2 separate regions of the Mus musculus genome follow, and region 1 is linked to region 2. The links are chromatin loops, found by intact Hi-C in ENCODE. Cell type or tissue: left cerebral cortex. All regions are shown on one strand. Each heading gives the region's core, and the rest is flanking DNA. Links, peaks and the distances in the headings are about the cores only.

Region 1 (12,283 bases), core at 1,844-9,843, 56 kb after region 2:
TATAAAGATTCCGTGTTGGACAGGGGAGAACCATGAACCAATCTCATGGAAGAAAGTCTGGGTTTGGCAAACCCAAAAACAAGACAAATGACAAACTGGAAAAAGTATTTCAACGTATGCTTTCGATAAGAACTAATCAAGAATTTGTGAAAAAGCCAACAAATTGATAATAAAAGATCACAACACAATAAAAACGTTAAATAATATGAAAAGAGAGATCACAGAAAAAGGAAATAAAATTATTCTTATACATAAAGTGTGGTTTTATTTATAATAAAAATATCAACTTCAACTTGCACTGATATAACAGGTTGTTTGTTTGGCTTTTGCTACATCAGAGATCAAAACGTTTAGAGATCTAAGTCAGTGATTCTCAACTTATGGGTCACATCCCCTTCTGGAGGGTGAGTGACACTTTCGCAGAGGTTGCCTAGGAACATCAGAAAACAGATATTTACATCATGGCTCATAACAGTAGTTATAAAGTACCAGCTAAATAACTTTATGTTTGGGGGTCACCACAGCTTGAGGAATTGTAGCAAAGGGTCAGAGTGTTAGGAAGTTGAGAACCACTTGTCTAAGTAGTTACCCCTGCGGCTACATCACCCCAATGGAGAAGACCATGAATTAGGTCAAGTCTTAATTTAACACCATCAAAACAGTCTTTTTATATCTTTTTAATTTTTTCTCTATTTTTGAGAATTATATATATATATATGTGAAGTATCGTACATGTTCCATTTTTCTCCATGTCCCCCCAGCACATCACCCTTTCAACTTCACATCTTCTATGTATGTGTGTGATAGCCACTCACTTAGTGAGTACTGCAGATAAATTCCCAGTGGAGGATGAAAACCTACCAGTGACCACTTCTTAAAAAAAAAGAATGATTCTCCCTCCCCCAGCAGTTGTCCACTGTTAGTGACTCCTCATTAAGGGATGAGACCCAAAGATTATCTACTCCACCCATGCCAGGATTTTGTCTGGCTTGATCATGTATAGACCATAGGTAACCACGGCTACTTATATAAGTTCATTCCCTGAAGATGGCATTTCACAGCACCCTCCCCATCTGGCTCTCTCTGCCTCCTGTGTGATGTTGCCTGAGCCCTGGTGGTGATGGCATAAGTATCAGGGTCCCATTTAGGACTGAGCACTGAGTCTTGTTCTCAGCACATTGACCAATTATGTAGCTGTCCACAGACTGCTGTCCATGACCCAAAAAAACAAACAAAAACCCTCTGATGTAGCTCGATTGCAGCGCAAGCCTGGCAGCTCCTGGAGCTAGGGGAACTGCAGAAGTATGGCTCTGGGGCTCTGTATCCAGGAACTGGATGAATAGGGATGGTTGGGGCCTCAGAACCCCTTGCCTGTCTGTGCTTGGGGAGCAGCTCTGTTTATTTTTTGACAACATCCAGAAATTTAGCATAGAAGTAAATTATATAAATCTATGCATGTGAATGAATGATGTACAGCTACTTCTGTGTACCTACATAAATTCGTATGAAAGGACCCCCTAAAACCTAACTTCACTTGGGTAACAGTAAGAAATGGGATATAAGTCAATGTGGGAGTGATACACTTCAGTAGATTCCCTTTTTATATTTTGAAAATTTTAAACCTCATTGTTTAAACTACTCAGAATAGAAGAATGGATGGCAAAGGGAAAGTGCAAGTAGGAATTACTTTTGAGCCACCTTTTCTGACTTCTGTTTTCAATAGAGAAAGAGACATTATTGGAGACTTGACAGTAAATGTCTAACATTGTTTCAAAATGAATCTGGATCAAAGTATTATAAGGTAAGGATTTTGCATTTTATAAAATGTTAAAATATTGTGATACTGATTTTTTTTTGTTTCGTAAAGTTTTGTATGGTTAACTTCATTTTTATGTAAATGTACTTATTATGACTGCCTAATAGAGGTCATCGTTAAGTCCTTGTTGAAGCAACTGCCCTCCACTTCCATTTTACACACACACACACTACACACCAAAAAAAATAAATAAGTTGTCTGGTTTTGGCCTATTACTTGGACTAAACGTTAAATAATAATTTAGGCCAATGTATGGACGAGAAGGAATGCTTAAGCAACTTTATTTATTTTTATTTTATGCATATTGGTGTCCTACCTGCATTTATGTCTGTGTGAGGGTAGCAGATCCTCTGGAACTAGAATTACAGACAGTTGTGAGCTACCATGTGGGTGCTGAGAATTGGGCCTAGGTCCTTTGGAACAGCAGCCAGTGCTCTTGAGTGCTGAGTCACCTCTCCAGCCCCCAGCCATTATTTGTGCTTGCTCAGCTTAAGGGTTATGCTTCCAGAAGTGTGGTCACAGGAGATGCAGCTAATGAGTGGTACCGACAGACGTTAGTCTGCAGGTGTTGGATGTGGAGGCAGACTATCCTGCTAGATGCTTTTCTTCCAACATCGTGAAGACCTGCTATAGCATTTCATTGTGTAGGGTGTGTGTGTGTGTGTGTGTACATGCACTTGCACCTGTGCACACACAGTATCTATGTAGGGGCAGAGGCAGATGCCAGATGTCTCTTTCGTTTGTCCGTCCGTCTGTCCTTTCTTTTTTTCTTCCTTCCTTCCTTCCTTCCTTCCTTCCTTCCTTCCTTCCTTCCTTCCTTCCTTCCTCTTTCTCTCTCTCTCTCTCTCTCTCTCTCTCTCTCTCTCTCTCTCTCTCTCTCTCTCTCTTTCTTTCTTTCTTTCTTTCTTTCTTTCTCTTTTTTGAAGTATAAGGCTTTGTTTTGTTTTTTGTTTTTGTATGTGTGTATGAGTGTTTTGCCTGAATGTATGTGTATGTCTGATGCCCTTAGTTACAAGAATGGGGTATTGGGTCCCCTGGAATTAGTATTACAGGTAGTTGTGAGCTGCCACGTGGATGCTGGGAAACGGACCCAAGTCCTCTGCAAAAGTAGAAAGTGCTCTTAACCACTGAGCCTCTCTCAACCCCCACCCACCCACCCACCCACACACACACACACACCCACACACACACACACACACACACACACACCTTATTTTTTGGAATAAGCTCACTGTTCTGGATAGACTGTCTGGCCAGTGAGCTTTCCCAGATCCATCTGTCCCTGCCTGCTACCCCTTAGCTCTGGGGACCTGACAGGTCCACATGGTTGTAAGCACTTTACACATCTCCCATGCCCCGAGTCTAACACTCCGTGACCTGCCTCTAGCATTACTGAACAGTCAAGTCATTTAAGACAGACATACCATAATACTTGGCTGCCTAATCCATATGCTGTATAGTGTGTTGGACTTAGTGGCATTCATAGAAATGCTTATCTTTGCTTCTAGTGTATTTTAGAAATAAAGATAAGTGTTTATTCATAGTTTTTCAGTGTTCAACTTTTTTACTACAGGAAATTCCACTTTCAGAAATTCTCCGTGTATCTTCACCGCAAGATTTCACCAGCATTTCACAAGGCAGTAACCCACACTGTTTTGAAATCATCACCGATACCGTGGTATACTTTGTTGGTGAGAACAATGGGAGCAGCTCTCATAATCCTGTTCTCGCTGCCACTGGAGTGGGACTAGATGTGGCGCAGAGCTGGGAAAAAGCAATTCGCCAGGCCCTCATGCCTGTCACTCCTCAAGCAAGTGTTTGCACTTCTCCGGGGCAAGGGAAGGACCACAGTAAGTGGAAGCACATTGGTGGCTTCGTTTCATTTTAAACATTTGCAGATACACTTGTGTGGCTGTGCTATTTCATTCTATCTTTAATGCTTAAGTTTTGTCTTTAATTGCCAATACCATTAGTTAATACCTTTATGAAGTTATGCTGAGTATCATTCATATACACATATGTGAGAGAGAGAGAGTATTTGTGTGTGTGTGTGTGTGTGTGTGTGTGTGTGTGTGTGTGTGTGTGTGTGTGTGTGTGTGTGTGTTGGCTCCAGGATATATATATTCACAGCTAGCTACCTTCATCTCCTTACATTTAAACTCTGCATCTCCCAGCCTGCTGTCAGATCTGAGGTGGGTAATTTTTTTGCTGTTCTATAATAGTAGCTACTGTGGAATTGTTAGCGTTGAGTGGATCCAGTCTGTAAGACAAAGAATAGTACCACAGTGCTTAGCAGCTTAGTGTGTATGAATTGCTTTTTGTTTTGGGATTTTTGTGTGTGTGCGTGTGCTGACATAAAGTATCATGTTTACAGTATACTCATAAAATCTGATAGGTCAGAATGATGTTACTTTTAAATGAATTACGACAGAAATTTAAAAATATTGAAGTGGCCATGGTGGTACACGCTTCTAATCTCAACACTGAAGAGGCAGAGGCAGGTAGATCTATAAGTTAGAGGCCAGTCTGGTCTGTGAGTATCAGCCAGGGATATAGTGAGATCCTGACTCAGGAAAAATGGGGTTTGGGGTGGGGGAGAGAATATTAAAGAATACTATTATTCCAACAAAACTTTAAACCCAAATTGAATGAATATTTATTTAATCGTTAAAAAATATTAGAGTCTAATACAGCTTTTACCTTATTGGAATTATATCCATAGAGAATTATAGAGAAACATCATCATTGGACAAATATATTTATATTAAAATAAGTATCAGCCACTTTCCAAATGCAATTTATCTCAGCTTACCTGTATTATTTTATGCAACTGTTTCATGCATTACGTTAGGTCTAAAACTAAAATTCAAGAGAGAAATGATAGACGCTACTTAGGGGAGATGAGTACTTGACTGTTAAGCAGCAGCAGATGCAATGCAGGGACGAAATCAGGAAGGTTTTACTGTAGACACTGAGGTGTGGCTAGGAGAAGCAGGGCTTCATAGTAGAAAACTTGATTTGGAATTTGGCCTGCAGTCAAGGGTAGGATAGGCAGAGGTAAATAAAAGGTAGAAGGGGTAGTGCTGCTTTTGTTGGGGAGACAGGTGTAATCACGAGTGTGAAGGCTGGAGTCATGTGCAGCCTTTGGTACGCCTGAGGAGGGATGGGTGGGTGGATGCATGGCTAACAGGGTTTACGTTCTGGGCAGTTTAGACAGCACTAGCATTTCATCAAAACTAGGAGCCTTTCCCCAGAAACATTAGAGACATACATGCACATTTTATTCTTAACTTCCAAAGGCTTGCTTAAAAGTCTCTAAGGCAGAATCCTAGAGTAAGAGGGGAGATGAGGGAAAATGCACACAGTTGCTGCTCACCATGCTGTGTGATCTTGGGCTCCAGTGTTCTGCATCCAAAGTGGGAGGAATAATAAATACACACAGTGCACTGGGCAGCGTGCCCAAGACTTAACTGATATTCCCATTTTGTCTGAAACTGAGAGAAATTAAAGCTGGATGGATCCAGATAGAGGAGGCCATTGAGAGAAAAGAAAATAATGAAACTAGGAAACAAACCACTAGAAAGGCATTGGCAGGCACAGTCATTTTGCTGGTGTGCTTTTCCTTGATCAGTCTTAAATTTTTAAATTACTTACTGGTGTACTGGTATGCTCCTTTAATTGCAGCACTCCAGGAGGTAGAGGGAAGGTGATGTCTTTGAGTTTGAAGCCAACATGGCCTTCATAGGGAGTTCCAGGACAGCCTAGGTTACATAGTCAAGACTATTCCCTAAAAAAGTAGAAGATTTGGAGCTGGGCAGTGGTGGCACACGCCGTTAATCCCAGCACTTGGGAGACAGAGGCAGGCGGATTTCTGAGTTCGAGGTCTACAGAGTGAGTTCCAGGACAGCCAGGGCTACACAGAGAAACCCTGTCTCAGGGGAAAAAAAAAAAAAAAAAAGATGATTTGAATGACATAAAATATTTTTGAAGTGGCTTAATATTTTTAAATAAGAGTTTCTCGTGTGTGTGTGTGTACACACGTGTACACCTGAGGACAAGACCAGAGGAGAGTATCAGGTCCTTTTCTATTCGCTGCTGATTCCCTGGAGAGCACTGAAATGGACTAGACTTTGGCTAGACTGACTAGGCAGCAAGCTCTCTTAATCCTCCTCTCTCTGCACCGCACAAAGCTGCACAAGGCCAGACTTGGCCTTTTAAAACAGGTGCTGGGGATTAAACTTGGATCCAAATGCTTTTGCATACTAAGCCGTTCCCCAACCTGAATTACTATTTGAAATGAAGAATTTGCTTATATTAGTGCTGTCCTGTGTTTTAGTATGTGCAGTTGTGAAGGAATCATCATGGTTCGTTTCTCTGGGTTGTCTTAATGGCTTTTTGGTCTTGTTTCCATATTTCCCTTTTCTTATTGCTTTCTTTATTTACCACAGTAACTCATCAAAACTTTGTGGGACTATGTCATCTGACTTGAGGCAATCCCCGGGATACATGAGGGTCCATCCCATCTCAGTCCTGTCTCTGCCTTCAAGAGACCGTTGTCAGCCACTTGCTATAGATGTCTTAACTGGGGAAGGACTTGGGAGGATGGGAGTCCAGACGAACTACTACATTGTTTTATTTTTCCTTTTTCGAAGTATAAGGTCATATACTCTGAGGTCTTTTTTTATAAATTCCTTTTACCTACTCTTAATACATAGAAGGCATATTTCATTACCACTGTGTAAATTTATCTAATTTAAACTTTTTAATGAAAGTAATGAATTCTTTTTTTTTTAATGTGCATGGGTGTTTTGCCTCCATATATGTCTGTGTACCACATATGTGAACGATGCCCCCAGAGGCCAGAAAAGGACATCGGATCCCCTGAGACTAGAGTTACAAATGGTTGTGAGCCACCCAATGGATGCTAGAACTCAAACCAGGTCTTCTGAAAGATCGGCCAGTATTCTTAACCACTGAGCCATCTGTCCTGATACATGCTTTTTGTGTTTTAAAACAATATAAGCAGTATAGATACAAATATTACAGTCCTCGCTCCCGAGCCTACATCACTCACTCACCAGAAGTAGCATTTTTAGTTTAATTCAAACACTGCTACACTGGAACTTGCTTTTTCCTCTTTTGTTGAATGCAGGGCCTCATACTTCACACATAGTAGGCAGATGCTCTAATACTGAGCCCTTAGTAGGACATTATGTCACAGATCTATGCTGTTTATTAAATATTTAGAGTATTATTTGTGTGGATGTGTCATATTTTATTTACTCAGTTTCTTGTTGATGGGTTAGTATTGTATATAACATTTTAATGCATATATTATCTATATTGATGTAATTTTAAGTTTGATAAGCTATGGATTTCCAAGAAATAATATTAAGTCATATACTAACTATTTTGTGTTTTTCTTATATTCCATTCTATGTACAGAAGATCTGGCTACCAGTATCTCCGTGTCTAACTGTCAGGTTCAGGAGAATGTCGTAAGTAATAATTACATCCCATGTGCGCAGACCGAATAATTAAAATAAGGGAATTAATGTGAAAATCTTACCAGGATTAAGTTTATATCCCCAAGTGTGGGAACAGGACCAAGGGCAGAAGGTGAGAGGTGATGGAGTCACACGATGAACCCCGAATCCTGGGAGTCAGACTCTGGAGAGCAGCATCAGGGTGCAGAGCTGAGTTTATTGTGCAGCACTGTGCAGTACACATAAGCTTATAGGCAGTGTGTGAGCCAATCCCAAGCCCCTAAATCCTCGGCCAATCATATCTGACCATACTGTCACCATGCTCCAGTGAAAACCCTGCCTGATGAGGTAACTCAGAAGGAGTGGGGGGAGAACCGTCACCTGTTAGAACTTCTATGAAGACAGGGACGTAGCCTAGCCACTGCCCTGGCCTCTGTTCTTTTGGCAAATTTAAATCTAATGCAGTGTTCGGCAGGTCCAGACTCTTCAAGGAGTCGCAGGAACATGTGGGAAACTCAGACATCGCTCCTGCTGAGCAACTTCCACCCTGTGTGGAACGTGCATGCGTGCGTGCGTGCGTGTGTGTGTGCATGTGCGTGTGCGTGTGCGTGTGCGTGTGTGTGTGTGTGTGTGTGTGTACGCGCGTGTGTGCGTGCTGTCTCTCACGAGCTTGGTGCTCACTGACTAGGCAGTTGGCCAGCAGCCTCAGGATCAGCATCTCGCACCTGCCTGCATTGGAATTAGAAGCATGAAGCACCACACACTTCTTTTAAAACTAGGTTCTGTATCAAACTAAGATCTTTGCACAGCAAGCACTTTACAAGCTGAGCTATCACCCTAGCCTAATGATTTTGTTGTGGTTTTGTTTTTATGTTTTAAGTCGAAGATAGCAGTCTTGTGTTTGGTAAAACTTAGTTCTTAATTTTTTTATAGGTCAGTACTGAATATGAAATTTATTTTCAACTCAAAGCATCTTTTTTCCCTGAAGGGTTTTTGGTTGGTTGGTTTGGTTCTATTTTGAGACAGGTCTATGTAGACCAGGCTGGCCTTGAACTCACAGACATGCCTGTCTATGCCTAGAAGGTAGGCTAGAATTAATGGCATGTGTCACCACACCCAGCTCCTAAGGGTATTCTTAAAGAATAAGGTATATAAGTTATATATAAGTTGCATATTGAATCATAGTGTAAGGCCAGGCTAACTTTCTCTAAAATCCAAAAAGCCTTTGCTTCATAAAATATTTTGTGCTTCATAAATTTTTTTGCCTCTAACATGAAATTAAAACTAAGTGTTTGAGTCAGCGACGTTGCTGTGCTTGCTTGATGAAGAACACTGTGCTTGCTTGCTTTCTCTAGGACATCAGCAGCGTTTACCAGATCTTTGCGGACGAGGTGCTTGGTTCTGGCCAGTTTGGCATTGTTTATGGAGGTAAGCAATGACAGCCTGTTACATACATATCTTCTAACTTGTAAACTCTGACGACAGCTGACATTCTTTTAGCTCACAGTTCTGTTAAGTGCTCTCCTCCTCAATGGCTGGTTCATATGCTCCCAACTAAAACCAAGTCTCTCTTCATTTCCATAGCAGAACTAAGAGTGGCAGGGTCAGGAGATTACTTCTACAGTAGTCTTCATGTCTTCTTGCAGCAGCTCGTACGTAAAGATGTGTTTGTATTGGCTTATGTGCACTGTTCACTGAAGTATGTTTCCCACTAGTTTCCAATGCACGGTCAGCATTCATCTTCTCAGGTCTGAAGAACTGAATTCTTGCTCTGTCCTGCGGTTAAGAACACTGATTAAACCATTTAGCATCTGTATCTCAAAATCTTGACAGCGGCTTAATGAAGGTAGTAAACTGAGTTGCACTGCACATAGGCTTACTGGACTTAATTACAACAAACGTGCCCATGACATAACTGTAAGCTGTGACCCCAGATAGGATGTGAACCCTTGACCCCACCTTCAGTCCTCCCCTTCTTTCACACCACTCTTGGAGTGAGCCTTTCAGAGCATCAGCACCGCATGTTAGTATTAGGACATTCAGAAGCCTGTGGTCCGTGTCCATTGTTCTTAGAGTATGCAGGCTGCTACAGTCTGCTTATGTAACCTCCAGTCTAATTACAGTTCATTTTTTATTTCTTCAAGGCGTGCTTGCATGCCTCTGTATTTGACCTCTGCACCTTTCTCCGTCCTTTAGTTAGCATGTGTTTGTTTCCAGCCTCAACTGAAGGACCACCTCTACTGCACTGGTTCTCAGCCTTCCTAATAACATGGCCCCTTAATACAGTTCCTCTTGTTATGGTGACCCCCCCCAACCATAAAATTATTTTTGTTGCTACTTTATAACTGTAATTTTGCTGTTATGAATCATAATGTAAGTATCTGATATGCAAATGAGCCCAATGAAAAGGTCGTTCACCACCCCCCAGAGGCGTGTGCCCACAGGTTGAGAATCACCTCTCTATGTGTTTTCTGACCATCCTATTGCTCATCTGAGTATCTGCATTGTGCTTCCTCCATGCCCCTGCCTTACGGTGGGCATCCTCCTGCCAGAGAGCCTGTAACACTGGGTCTCTCTCATCTTCCTGCGGAACTCTGAGGGTAGCCTTGAGGATGGCTGTTTTGTTTTCCAAGTATCTGCTTGGAACTGTGCCTCACCCAGAAAAATGTGTGGGTTTTACACATGCACACATCTGTGGTTTGCAACTTCAGATTTGTTAGTTTTATACTAGTGAGGTCTCTGGAAGACCTCACTGAGGGAAGGGTAATTGGTCTGAAGTACCAGACAACCCCTGTCGTTTAAAGCAGTCAGGATTTTAGGGCTGTGCCCTTGAAACAGTTGTAATTTTCAAGTTAATCAACAGGTGGAGAGCAAGTCCCGTGTGTTAAATGGAGGTAAGAATGTGCCTGCTGTTCCCACCTCTTCAACGGTGACCCCACTTAGTTAGTCCAGCGTGACTCGTTTGTTTCAATGGGTGAATGAGACACTGTTATGTACTTACCTTATACCTAGAAGTTGAAGGTCTGGAGCTTGAGAGTCTGCTGTACTTAACCACGCTGCTGACTTGGTGAACCTAGACTAAAAGTCACTAGTACATCATTTCCATCTTGACAGACTCCGAAGACTTGGTCAGGGCGTTTAAAAACTGTCACTTATTTACTATGATCTGTTACTTCTCAGCAAGCAGGCCATGGAGGTGTTATGCCATTTCAGGTCATGAAATTGCCTTTATTACAGGCAGTACAATAGAGGAAAGCATCATGTTTCCTAGAATGTGGAAAAGAACATGAACAGAAGATGTAAGAATAAATAAATAAAACTTCAGTCTGTGGATAAGTTGTCAACCCAGCTTTTCTGTTATATGTGAGCTGCCAGTTGATTCTTTTCTATTCTTTGACAGGAAAACACAGAAAGACGGGAAGGGATGTGGCTATTAAAGTGATTGATAAAATGAGGTTCCCCACAAAGCAAGAGAGTCAGCTCCGGAACGAAGTGGCCATTTTACAGGTAGGACTTAACGGTGGCTCCCGTAGCCTGGAGTTTGATTTGTGAGACTTCGAATGAATATTTCAGATGATGCAGAAAGGATAGGTTTGGGGGTCTTTTGGATCTTTTGCATACTGAAGATTATAATGTATAAAAGTTTAAAGACCCACCCTGCTGTGATTTTACTTTTAAAGCTAGTTTGATTCAAATCTTTTTTTTCCTGAGTGAAATCTCTAAAAATAATAAAGGGAATTCAGTTTAAATTCCTTTAGAGATACTGATCCTTCTGCTGTATTTTTATCATGTCATTATTTTACTCATCAGATTTTCAGATACGATGTAAATATGCTAGTTACTCTAAAAATAAACACTAATTAAAGCGAAGTGTGCCTCTAGCAGTAAGATGTTGTTCTGTTAATTCAAGGTCTCTGCGCTGCGTTTCTTCAGTAAAAGTTTGGTGCTGTTTAGTTTTGTTTGGTTGGGATTTTTGTTGTTTTGGTTTTGTTGACACCAAGGGTTGCTGGGTAGCCCAAGATAAATCGCATGCTCCTGGTGGTCCTCCGGCTTTAAATCTCCTGAGTGCTTGATTACAGATGCACCACCATGCTCAACTTACTAAAGATATGTTAGCAGATGTAAATCACATAAAGCGCTTGCATTGTTCTTTTGACCTAATATTTTTATCTTCTTTGTGAGTTTAAGCAAATGTCAGTGGTACATTTCTTACATTATTATTGCTGGTAAGTAGCAACTACTTCATGTTTTCAGAGGAGGGATAATCAGAAGTCCCCTGATCAGTCGGTCCCCAGCTCAGATCAAGCCTGCTTCCAGCAAAGTCAGCGTTAGGTAGAATATTAATATTATTTACATAGGCTCTGTATAAGAGTGTTGTTAGCCGGGTGTGGTGGCGCACGCCTTTAACCCCAGCACTTGGGAGGCAGAGGCAGGCGGATTTCTGAGTTCGAGGCCAGCCTGGACTACAGAGTGAGTTCCAGGACAGCCAGGACTACACAGAGAAACCCTGTCTCAAAAAATCAAAAAAAAAAAAAAGAGTATATTGTTGATGTTTTTCATATTTACTTTTGAAATCTTGTTTGCTGTCCAACTAATACAGAAGACAATATGAACATAAAGATCTTCATCTAGGTATTAATTTCTCTTTGGCTTTGATCACAAACAGCCCTAGAGTGAATATTTAACTTGGGAACTTAAAGTTACTGCACACAGTGAATAGTGCTTGTTTGTATCAGTGTACAATTAGGTATTTTAGGTTGTCTCTAGATACTCAGCTTTCACTAAAACAGGTATTTGAGGGAGGGAGTTCGTGTGTGTGTTTGTGTGTGTCCAAAATTGTGACTTTGGTTATTCCTTGACAGTGTATAAACTCAGCAAAATCTATATGTGTAGATAGTTTAAAGATGAACTTTAACATGCTTTAAATGGGAGATAGAGTGTAGTGTGAACTTGAAACACAAGTACTTTGTAAAACAAAATT
Region 2 (12,283 bases), core at 2,747-10,746:
TTTCATAAATTAGATGAACTAATCCATTTTCAGTTTAATGTTTTTTGAAAAAGCATTTCAACAGAGCTGATCATCAACCAGAGCATTCCCAAATTTCTACCCCCTAAAGAAGAAGCTTAAAATTTCAGGGTACAATTATAGCAAGACTAATCCCCTTCTGTCACTGACAAAGCTTTGTCTCAGATACATATCACACAGAACATGTCAGTTTCAACCTAGAAATTTGGACAAAGCAAAGTAATTTGCTTCTCCAGCAATCTGGAAGAAGAGGCAAGCAGGTCTCTGTAGGTTCCAGGTCAGCCTGGTTACACAGCAAATTTCAGGACAGCCAGATAACCCCAATGCTATGGAGGGTAGAGAAAGGAGGACCTGGCCACCAATGTCATTCCAGGTATAGTGAGAGATCCTGTGTCAATGTAACAAAACAGAAAATGATGTAAAAGGGTACCTGATATATTCCTCTGGCCTCTACATGCAGGTATGTACATAAACACACACACACACTCTCTCTCACACACATTCACACACACTCACACACACGCTCACATACACACACACATGAATAAATACTGTGATTTTAAGAAAGAAAATAAGACAATGTCTCAGACAGAAAATGGGTGCCATTATATATAAAATGAAGTAAAAATTATTATTCAAGGTTTTTACAGGCTGAAAATATGAGAGGAATATGAAATAATAGACAAGCAGCATGACTACTCGCATATCTGTAGGATTACTTGTGTTTACCAGATCATTCAGTTAGTATACAGTAGTATTATTTAAATATATGCATACCTTCTCAATATAAATCTAGTTGTGTGACCCTTAAAGACAAGACAATATTCTAAAAGTATAGTGTTATGTGACTTCATCACTCCACAAACATCAGACTTCACAAGTGTAGTTGGTACTACAAAGTACACTTATACGTTTGTTTTGGGTTTGTTTGTTTATTTATTTTTTTATGATTGATTTTTATGTGCACTGGTGTTTCACCTGCATGGGTGCCTGTGTGAGGGTGTCAGATTGCCCTGGGACTGGAGTTATAGATAGTTTGAGCTGTCGTGTAGGTGCTGGGAATTGAATCCCAGTCCTCCGGAAGAGCAGCCAGTACTCTTAACTGCTGAGCCATCTCTCCAGTTACCCACATGTAAGTTTATAGGTCTGGTATGCTTGGTATGTCATATTTCTCCTAGGGCTATGATAAACAAAACCAACAGGACACTCAGTCCAGCACAAGAAAAACCAAGAGACACTGTAACTATGAGACACACGAGGTTGCCATCAGCAAAACACAATGTAGCGCTTTATAGTAAGCTTTAAAAAAATACATAAATAGAATTATTGCACTCCAAAATAATATCAGTGATTGGCGCTTAGCATTTATGAGTTCTTAGGTTCAGCCCTCAGCACCAATGGGTTAGTAAACAAGGAACAAGCAAGGATGGTGAATGCAGAAGCCGTGACACAGAGCTTATTGCTATCCCTTAGTTATCACTAAGTTTCACGCACTGTACACGACTCCATATGCTTTTCTTTGCTGTCGCTGACAGCACAGGCCTGTTTATCTCATCATGGTCACATGAGACGAACTTCTCTTGCAGTTTCAACCTCTCTCGCTTCCCTTCTGCTTATACCTTTTTACACTTCTCTATACTATAGGTCAGTCTATATTTCAGTTAATAATTTCAACAAGAGCTATTTCCCCCTTCAGATCAAATGCCTTGCACAAATGTTTGAGACGCATAAGTGATTCTCAAATGTTTAGGGCATCAACAAATCAAAGGCTGTGAAGTCTTGGGGGGGGGGGGGACAAAACCAAACAGGCTAAATCAAAACCAACCAGACTTCAGCTAAGCCTGCCATCGTCATTAAAGGAACTGGGACAGTTTAACATCAAGTTAAATAATCAAATGTGTGTCTGTCGATACTTGAAAGTTTTTAAGTTTGAGGTATAATCAGAGTACAAGTTAAAATAAAACATACAAGTCATTACAGTCTGAATATAGTAAAAATAAAACCCAATGAATGTATTTATTTATCTACTCAGAGATTTTATAGTCCACCAAAACACCGGCAGCCAGCAGCATAGACAGCAACGGTTCTGGCCACCCGAGGGTAGCAATGGGACCTTCCTTTGATGAAACAGAAAGGAAGTCCTTCTACATCCTGGGCCTCTTTAGCTTTTTGTTGTCCTTTAAAACTGACACCCACAGAATCAAGTTCAGCAACTCGTTTCTCCGACAAGATTTTTTTAAAAAGAAAGAGAGAGAGAGAGAGAACAAATGAACAAACTTCTTTAATATGACTTATATTGGTATCTTAAGTGGTACCTGCTGTGTATTTTCTGCGAGCTGGCGATTAAAAAAAAAAATGCTTTCTGAGCATTTTTCCACTTAATCCTTGTGACAACTTACAGGGTAGAGTCAACACTCACTCCAGTGAAGTGTCACTTGGTTGTGTGACACATACCAAGGCAGACTAATCACATGTGTACTGCTTTCTTCAGTCAATTCTCACAAGAATCCTATGATGTATAAAATTATTTCCCCCCTCATTTTGAGCAAAATTAATTCTGGATAAGATTAAGGTAAATGGTAGAACGTAGACTTGACTACACTCAAAGTCCCACCCCAACTCCCTCCACTCAGGATATTCTGAGTTTTTTCACGTGGTGAGAAAGTCTGGACTTCTATGGTTTCGTCAGTCCAGACGTGATAAGCCTGTAATAGCTTTGTTCTTTTCAGTTTGGCTCTTGGGCTGTAACTAGTTGACACTATTTCACAACAGAGCTTTTTATTAAAACCCAGGACTCCATTGTCTAAGGGGACTTGATGTTAATTCCACTTTTAAGAAACCCATAAGCATCTACACATTACCTGTCTGTATGGGAAAGCCAGAAAGACAAACGGAAATCCCTGTGAAAGACGACAAGATAATTACCTGTCTGTATGGGAAAGCCAGAAAGACAAACGGAAATCCCTGTGAAAGACGACAAGATAATTGTGTCCTTTCTCCCATTACCTGAATTTTAACTTGTAAGAAAAAGATAGAAAACCTAGGTGTAACATATGACTATCTCTCCCTTTAGTAATTAGTTTTTCCTAGTCTTCTTATTTGTCAAATGATCATATATGCTCTTTTATGATATGCTCTTATAAATACGTACACTGTTATCAATGTTATTGTATATAAAATTAAATGAAAAATATAAAGCTAATGAAAGTATTGTTAATAAAAATAGGTAATATAGAATAAACAGAGAAATCTATATAAAAAAGAATGACTATATTTGACTCAGGGCTGGTATGCAATTAATGGTGGTATTATTACCAGCCTTTGAATCCTATTAATTTGGTCCTTGTTAGAAGAGGGTAGGGAACTATTGCAGGGTTTAGCATTTGATGTTTTAGGACTATAAGCTAACCAATATAATCACGATAATGAAGAAAAAGTTTTCTAGTTCAGCTAAAAATTTACTAAACCCTTGGAACTAATGAATGTCTTTAATCCCAACAGAGGCAGGTTCATCTCTGAGTTTGAGGCCAGCCTGATCTACATAGTGAGTTCCAGGACAGCCAGGGCTACACAGGGAAACCATGTCTCAAAAACAAACATTTACTAAGCCCCGTGCTAAGTGATGAATGAATAACAATGAAACGTGTTTTTCCACAAGTTCAGGAGAGGCCAGGGCAGATCCATAATAAAGACGCAAAGAAATGTGGTAAGTGACCCGAGAGTTGTCTATGGGACAATCAGGAGACAGAGCAATTACAGCGTGCAAAATCAGAGATGAAGATGGATTTAACCAGCATGAACGTAACAGTTCGAGCTAGTCTAGGACAGACTAATAAAACATCTATTGGAGTAACCTACACTGACATTGTTCTAGGATAACTGTAATGGAACCAGGTGGGGTGCTAAAAGACTGTAACTAGTGTGTCTACCAATAAAGAGCCTACAGCACCCCCCCCCATGATCATTTTATTAACTCTGTGTTGATGCTTGAATGCTATATAAATTTTCAGCTGTGTTCCAGGGTCATGGAAAAAAAAAAGACCCAAACAAAATGAGTTTCCAGTAGCCATGTACAATAAATCAAACCCAGCTGAAGTTTTAAAATAATGGCTACTTCCTCTAGCAAGTCCTCAGCAAGTGGTGGTTTTCTGCATTTAGGATTCTAAATCAGGAAGCTCTGCTCTCTCAACTCATAACCACACCGACCCTCTTTGCTTGTATTAGGTTCACACATGTAAATGATTATCTCATTAAGGACAAGAGGGGACATTAAACGTGAGGACAGGAAGATTTACAACCAAAGCCAGTGAAGGAGAAGATACAAACTCCTGTTTCCATTAAAAACAAAACCAAACCAAAAAAAAAAAAAAAAAAAACAACCCGAGAAGTCTTGAACATTCATTGAACATTCAGACTGTAGTTCTCTTAGGGATAATGAACACTCCTTAAGAAAACCAATGTTCATCCCTTAGGACAGAAGAGAACATGCAGGAAAATTGTGGCTTATGTTCAGGAAAGGCAAGATTTCAGGTGAGAAGACAGTAGCCTCAAACGACCTGTTGAAAGATTTAACTAGAGAAAGGAATTCAAAAGCGAAACAGTGAGAATTCAGCTCAATGAAATATTTATGTGTAAAGTATGTATTTCGCATAAACACTTAAATCTCTGTAGAGCAGCAGTTTAGTTCTTTGAGAAAGTTACACCTATGAAAAGTAACTGTTTCTTAAGGGCCACAGCAGAAAATGGAAGTCTAGAGTTGGTTCAAACTGAATGCAAATTGCTCTGATGAGATCCTGCGAGTCTTGCTGAGAGAAGATATTCCTGGCTGGGCCAAAACATCTATTGTGAAGAAGAGAGAAAGAGAGAAAGAAAGAAAGAAAGAGAGAAAGAGAGAAAGAGAGAAAGAGAGAAAGAGAGAAAGAGAGAAAGAGAGAAAGAAAGAAAGAAAGAAAGAAAGAAAGAAAGAAAGAAAGAAAGAAAGAAAGAAAGAAAGAAAGAAAGAAAGAAAGAAAGAAAGAAAGAAAGAAAGAAAGAAAGAAAGAAAGAAGAGAGCAGTTAGGCAAGGGAACGCTTAAGAAGAGGGTACACTGGAATGAATCTGCTTTTAATCTTAAAGTAAAAGAATCACAAAATATATTTAAAGAGTCTCTGTCTCTCTCCCTCTCCTCCCTCCCTCGCTCCCTGCCCTCCACCACCACCATTTTGATCATATTCACAACCCATACCCTACTCAATTGAGCCCCTTCTGAACTGGGCCCTTTCCTTTGACACCTTTTTTGTTTAGTTAGGGTTGCCTGCATTAGTGTGAGTGGTGTCTGGGTAAGACTTTAAGAACAAAGATGTAATCAGATTTAGATTTTAGTGGATGTTGGCAGTTTCCGATTCCAGAGAAATGTCCGAAATGTCCTCCCACCCCTTAACGCTCCCTGTAGAAAAAGATTATACACAGTTTTGTTTTAAAAGCCTCACTCCCTAGGAGACGAGGCTGCAGCTAGTAGTATGGTCAGTGCTTTAGCTCTTCAGTGACCTTGTGAGTGGGTTCGGTCTCCCATTTCTATCCCTGGGGGGGCAGGGAGAGGTCTCACTTATTTCAAATCCAGGACTATCCATTAATATTACAGATTCTGTACCCAGATTAATTCTCCCCTATGTTCTCAAAAGCTGCCCCCCACCCCGCTTTCTGCATCCAGACGAGTGGCCTTTATGACAATATATTTTACTTTGAAGATATAAAACGTCGACGTGGAAGAACTATCTAGTTTTTGTGTCAGTGACTGTACCGCGCAGATGTTTCTCTTTCATCAACTATTTATAATTTAACACACAGGGCTTCTTCTCTCTGAGGTTCCATGACTGTCGACCGCTCTTTTGGTAGAGAGGGCAACGCACCAGTGTTAAGGTGCACAAGAGGAAACACAGGCACGTGCAAGCGGCGTCTCCAAGTTTTGCTGTGGCGCCGGTGAAGGACTGTGTCTGTGTAGCTCTGGGTGTTGGGTGACAGCTGCCCCCGGGAACGCCGAAAGGGACAACTTTGGAAAGGAGGGTCCTCCACTCTGGACGCTGCGTTCAGGTGGTCACCTCTTGTCACCGACTGCCAGCGCCCGCCTAGGGGGACAGCAAAGTGAGAGGTTCGAGTACAGCGCGTCCTTCCAGTCGCGCTCAAGCCCGCGCTCCGAGCGCCCGGTGGGGACCTCTGCGGGTTTGCAGAGCCTCCGCGCGCCCCCTCGGAGCCAGACCCACCAACCGCGCGCGGCGGGGAACTACAGCTCCCGGCAGGCCCCGCGCGGGCCGCGCGCCCCCGCCCGCGCGCCCCGGCCCCCCGCCCTCCGGCCTCGAGACGGGACGGGAGGGAGGGCAGGAGGAAGGGGCGCGGGCGGGCGGGTTCGTGCGAGGCGCGTGAAGCCTCGCTGGCTCCTGCTCCGGGACGCGGACGCTGGCGCGCGCCGACTTTCTCCAGAACAGCCGAGCCCGCCTCTGTAAGTAGTCGCTGGAGGGAGCGCGGAGCAGACACCGAAAAAAGTTCGCGCCGCCGCCGCCGCTGCCGCTTTGTTCTCCCGACCCGTCGGGCTGAGGTGGCGCGGCCCCTCCCCCACCGCATGCGGCGGCCGCGGCGACGGCGGCGGGACTCGGACCCGCGCGGGGCTGGGCGGCGGCCGCGGCTGGGCGGGAAGTCGGGGCGGTGCTCCGCGGGCGGCCGGGGGCGCCGGCGCGGCCAAGTTCCGCGGTCCGCGCCGAGGCCAAGTTGGAGTCGCGCGGCTGCTGCTGGTGACCCACCGCGCCCTGGCCCTCGGGGACCCGCTTTCTCCCGAGCCCCGCCAACTAATCCTGCCGCCGGCGGCACGGTGCAGTGAGCCTTCCCGGTTCTTTGCTGCACTTTTCCTGGTCCTGGGGCTGGAAGGGGCGAGTATCCGGGGTTTGGAGGATAGTGACCCCAGTTTCCTGACTGCCTTTAGGCTTGCCTGTTGCAGCCTCGCTCCAAGTCGTTCTCATTCCCTGGGGGAGCTTCGCCCTGAGTTGAAACATCCGCGAGTGTGGAGCAATAAAATAGTAATAATAATAATAATAATAATGAGCACACACGACATTACTTGATTGCGTGTCGGGTATTTTAGTTCACATCGTCGAAATCAGAAGTATAGGCCGTGCTGTCAGCAAGCACGAATATAAATCAGGCTACAGGCGACCTGCAGACTTTTCCGTACACAGATTGATGGCATGGATGTAACTGTCCCTTCAACCACGCCCGTCCCCACAGGAAATATGACTATCGGTGTCATCTTTGATTAAAGAGGATAAGTTTCAACATGAAGTACTACTTTGTAGGACAGGGCCTTTAAAACCTGTAGGCACAAATGAAGCAACAGTTTGAGATACTTTCATCCATGTCCTAGAAAAACGTTATTACACTAAAAAGTTACTTTTACTCTGTACCTGATGTTGCAGTTTTAGCAGTTTTGATTTTGTTCAGCTGGAGTTTAAACTTTTAATGCCAGGCGGGTAGACAAGCCTACGGATTTGCTTCAAGAAAGCATCCCTGAAGTTGCCAGACTCAGTTCTGAGTAACATTTGCTCTAGAAGAACATTTCCTCTCCCAGTTATAATCTGGGGTGGGATAAAACAGCAGTTTAGCCAGAAAGTTGTTTCAAGTTTTTGCAAATATATTATTTTTAAAACGTCTCACGGGAACCGTTACAATAGGTTTTGCTTCATAGGATAGGTTTATAAATGTCATGGGCCTGAGAATATGGGTTTGGAGGCATCTTTGATAAGCCAGGGCAGTTCACATTTCAGGACTGTTAAGACTAAAAGAATTTTTCTTAAATGTGTTTGGCAGTTTCATACATTCTGATGCCCTACCCCTCACTCTCTCTAGTACCCCCTACCCCCTCACCAATCCCTTAAAGAGGTTTTATAGCCATGAGCCTTTAATCTTGCACATTGTATAAGCTATTTTATCAGATGACCTGTTTAAAATAGACATTTCTTTCTGTTTTTGTGTTGTTTGTCATCTAAACACTGCTATACACACCAAAAGCCACAGTAAGTTAAACTTTAAAAGTCAGAGGAGTTGAAAACACCTCATACATAAAGATAGAGGGAAAGAGAGTTGTTAAAGTGTACTTTCCACAGAAGGGACAGACAGTTTTCAACAGAATTCTAAAGTTGGCAAAAATACTAACCATAGCGGAGTTCACTGCTTGTTTTTAAAGACACTCATTCAGGATTTGATGTATAATTACTTACATATAATTTGATTAGGCACATAATTGGATTTAATAATCACATCTCTTGAGTCTCTTGGGTTATGTAATTCAAACAGAACTTGCCTCTTTGAAGCAGTCATTTTAAAAGGAAAAACTGGGATGTGGTACTTAAGAAATGTTTTAGTTTTAATTTCGATGTAGATAAAACATTTTCTCTGCTCGTGTGGTGAACTTACAGTGGCTGCACATGAGAATTGTGCTTTGGCAATTAGCCAATCAGATTTCTTAGAAACTACGGGTGCAGGGCTGAAGATATATCAAGCTTATCCATAGCTTCGTATTGCTTTGCCAGACTGATGTGCCGGTACCTGGATACACCTCTCAGTGCCTGCGCAGAGAAGCTGCCTGGTGTGCCCTCTCTCTGTTCTCCAACACGGTGGAAGGGCAGAGAGTGAACCGCTACCCGGAGAAGTAGACTTGTAGAAGGAACAATTTAGCAGAGTGCTAAGCTCTTAGAAAGACAGTCTTCTATTAATCTGAGGGAATGTTTCTGGAATATGCAATTGATGGAGAGACTGCCACAGATTTTTTTTTAATCTACAAATATACCTGAGTTTTTTGTATACTGTACAAGCATTAAGCAAAGTCAGACCTTTTTCGAGGTAAAGCGTGGATATTGACTTCAGTGTACTGGCATGTCACTGGAAAAGCTCCCATGCTTCTTTACATGCTCACACAGTACATGCCATACACATGTGCATATCCTCACGAGGGTCAGGATAAAACTTTATTACCATTCCTTGTACACAAAGTGAAATTAAACCTGGACAACCCTTTACCCCTGGGAGTCACGTAAACATGGTATTACAAAGGAAAAGCATTTTTTTTTTTTTACTCTTCATGTTAACATTTGCAGAATGCACATAGAAGGTTGGTTACCCTAAATAATGAGAGCCCCTCCTTGTAGTATTTAACGTGTCTTGTTCTCTGGAATCCTCTTACTTGTTTCTTTATAGAGACCTTCCCTGAGACCCCACTGGAATTAAGTCTCCCTGGCATATGCTCTGTTGTATCTCATAGGTTGTAATTACCTAGCTACTTATGCAAATGTTTGTTTAATGTCTGTGAGTTCCAGAGAGAGCAGTGGCCATGTCTCTTTCTACTGCTGCTGTGAAACTTCAGTGTCTTTCTTAGTCCTCTGGCAAGTATCAAGGTTGAATGAAACTCCTGCTGGTAGAGCTTCTGAAGAGACTTGGTTGAGATTGGCGCATAATGTATGGCAATGAAGTGACAGGGCAGGGAGGGAAAAGGTAGATCAGCTTGTGACATTACCATGAAATATAACAGCCCAGTTACCCCAGTCACCTGGCCTCCAAGGTTTTTGTTTTACTTTGTTTGGGTGCACTGAGCTCAAAATACTTTTTGATTCCATTCAGTGGTGACAGAATTTGTAAGTTCATTTGAATGAGATATGTGACAACGGTCTAAAAGAATGGTGGAAAAAAATGCCAACTAAACTTAATAAATTCTTGACAACTAGACAATACTGTTCTGGCTTAGAGACTCTCATAGCTATTAGAAACAACATATCTAATACACAATTTATATATCAACGAGATGTACTATTTGTTAACTTATAAACTGTTTTCTATTTGAAGCATAAATACAAAGAAATTAAACAGCACACCAAAGTTTATATAAATTAGAATTGTTAGATTTCTTACAGATCAAACCAATTCCATAAACAAAACCAGGAGAGAGAAGACAGATGGGATGAGTGGGTGGGAGCTGTTAAGACAGGTTCTTACATTTCTATTCATGCTGAAGCTTTAAAAAAAACACTTTTATACAAAATTATATATAGTTTATAAGGAATGTGTGTCTCTAGTAAATTAATCAAGTGTGTTATTAGATTGTTACTATTAATTAACCTCAAGTGGTATAATAAAAAGTAGACTTAGTAGAATGGCACCTTTTATCTAATTGCTGTAAAACTTCTGAATGGTCTGAGTGCTACAGTAAGCCAGATGCTGTCATTAGTAACTGGCAGGTGCCGTCCTTATAACCCGGGAGTCCCACAAGTGTTGCTGCCAGTTTCTTTGTACATCTCTCAAGTAAAGCTGAGCTAAAAACAGCTCTGCCTTAATACTTCTTCAGATATTTGAGGACCACTCATTCTGATTGGCATATGCGGCGTAGCACATGCCCTTATCTTCATGGTTACCTGGATGTTTGCAGTTGTTTTCTTCCCAAACCTAAAAATCTGTAACTCTAAAGATATGGATTATAGAATGAATAGTCTCTCTCTCTCTCTCTCTCTCTCTCTCTCTCTCTTTCTCTGTGTGTGTGTGTGTGTGTGTCTCTGTATATTCTATCCATCTCTATATATGTATGTATATTTGAATGTACAGTCTATAGTAGCATAGGCTAACAAGTGTGCATATTAATGCTATGGCTTTCCAATGTCCAGAGGTTTTAGGATTGTCTTAGTTCTTTGAGTGAGCCCTTTATATTCACAGCACTTACCTTAAGCCTCAGATACACAGCCCACCCTCATGAATGGCTTCCAGATCAGCATCTCCCCTCATTCTGATGTTGCACATTTAACTTGGAATTTATCTCTGTTGAGTTTCACTTTAATTTTACCACCTCTGCTCAGTTTTGTTCAACCTGAAGATGACATAAGCAGATTGTCTTTGTCTTTACCATTTCACATCTCATGGAAAGACAGAGCTGAGAGTGGCTTGGGAACATTTCCCCAAGGACTCCACACATGCCAGTTGACATACAGCAGATTCCTTACCACACTGATGCCCAGCTCAAACTCAGCGCGGTTACAGAGACAGTAGGGAAATGCTTTGACTACCGTTTCCGTGAGATTGTAGCAGCCTTGAGTGAGTAACCTCTGAACTTTCCCTTTCTCAACTCTAAAGCGGCTGGTTGTGCAGATTCATGAGGTGCGCCTACGTGGGGTTGAGACTCGTGTCTGTCAGATCCCAGATAGTAAGAGTTCAGCGAAGGTCACTACTTACTTCCTCCACTTGAGAAGTCTAGACTTTATGAAGTTATACGTGTGATGGACTTAGCATTTCTTGTTCTGCTTGAAATTAGGCTGATATGACCATTATACTATCCTCTAGCTATTCACAAATAATTTGAATAACAATCTGACTAAAGGTTTTCTTTACTTTTTTTTAAAACAATTTATTTATTTTTATTTTATTTACATTGGTGTTTGCTTGCATATATGTCTGTGAGAGTGTCAGATCTCCTGGAACTGGAGTTTCAGACAGCTGTGAACTGTCATGTGGGTGCTGGGAATTGAACCTGGGTCCTTTGGAAGAACAGCTAAAGCTCTAAACCTCAGAGTCATCTCTCCAGCCCCTGGCAAAGGATATTTAGTTTCTTTGGTAGTTTCTAGATTGTGCTTATCTGCTTTTTGGTGCTCTGCACTTGAAGCAGCCCTGCCCATCCCAGGCCGTGGTCTCTCACCCTGAGCTCTTTCTGCAGGTTATTGCACAATAGTCATGGTTAAACTTGCTCCCTGCTGTATGGGATGAGCTGCATCCTGGCCCAGAGACTTGCACTCACACAAAGTTTTAGAATCCCAGCATTGAAAAGGTGGAGATAGAAAGACTGTAAATTTGAGATCATCCAAGGCTACATGAGTTTGAAGCTGACCTGGGCTACATAGTTAGATTCAAAAGAAAAGACATTAAAAAATAAAGTCATTTAATTCTCTTGTATTCACAAAGTTTCAGTTCTCTGAGTTAGCTTGAAAACTGTTGGGAGACTATTAGTGCGATACAGTTTGAGCAATTCTTTCTGTGTAATTGTTCACCCTCCTCTCTAAACTGTGATTCTCAGTTCCTTGTTATCTTTAAGAAGCAGGAGTTACTGTGAAAACAGTACTGGTAAGAAAGCATGAGACTTGGGTTCTAATCCCCACTCTGTTCATAGCCATGTGATACTAGGCACATTGTTCTAGCACTTTGTGCTTTGGTCTTCTCATCTGCAAAAAGGATATTTCCCTGTTAATTGAAAAAAAAGTATCATGAGGC

What was found. Hi-C counts contacts between places; a loop is a spot of excess contacts. Peaks named below come from ENCODE experiments on the same cell type or tissue, not always from the same donor. Only the 100,000 strongest peaks of a DNase experiment are listed, where the experiment ranks them.
Region 1: a loop joins it to region 2, with 2.1 times the contacts of the local background. A loop is called at or near these places in 3 of 42 quality-filtered maps.

What each region holds. Positions count from the first base shown.
Region 1 is chr17:78,957,558-78,969,840 of GRCm38, reverse strand. It overlaps Prkd3 (protein kinase D3), which reads left to right. Exons shown (of 19, transcript NM_001171004.1): 10 at 1,724-1,801; 11 at 3,390-3,666; 12 at 7,262-7,314; 13 at 8,658-8,730; 14 at 10,703-10,809. Among named protein-coding and RNA genes, the nearest start is that of Gm41622, 20 kb to the left of the region's middle. In left cerebral cortex, for the core only: no CTCF peak of the experiment used is centred there; a DNase peak (open chromatin) is centred at 5,267.
Region 2 is chr17:79,014,896-79,027,178 of GRCm38, reverse strand. It overlaps Prkd3 (protein kinase D3), which reads left to right and starts at 6,363. Exons shown (of 19, transcript NM_001171004.1): 1 at 6,363-6,494. In left cerebral cortex, for the core only: no CTCF peak of the experiment used is centred there; a DNase peak (open chromatin) is centred at 6,353; H3K4me3 peaks cover 2,062 bases; H3K27ac peaks cover 905 bases.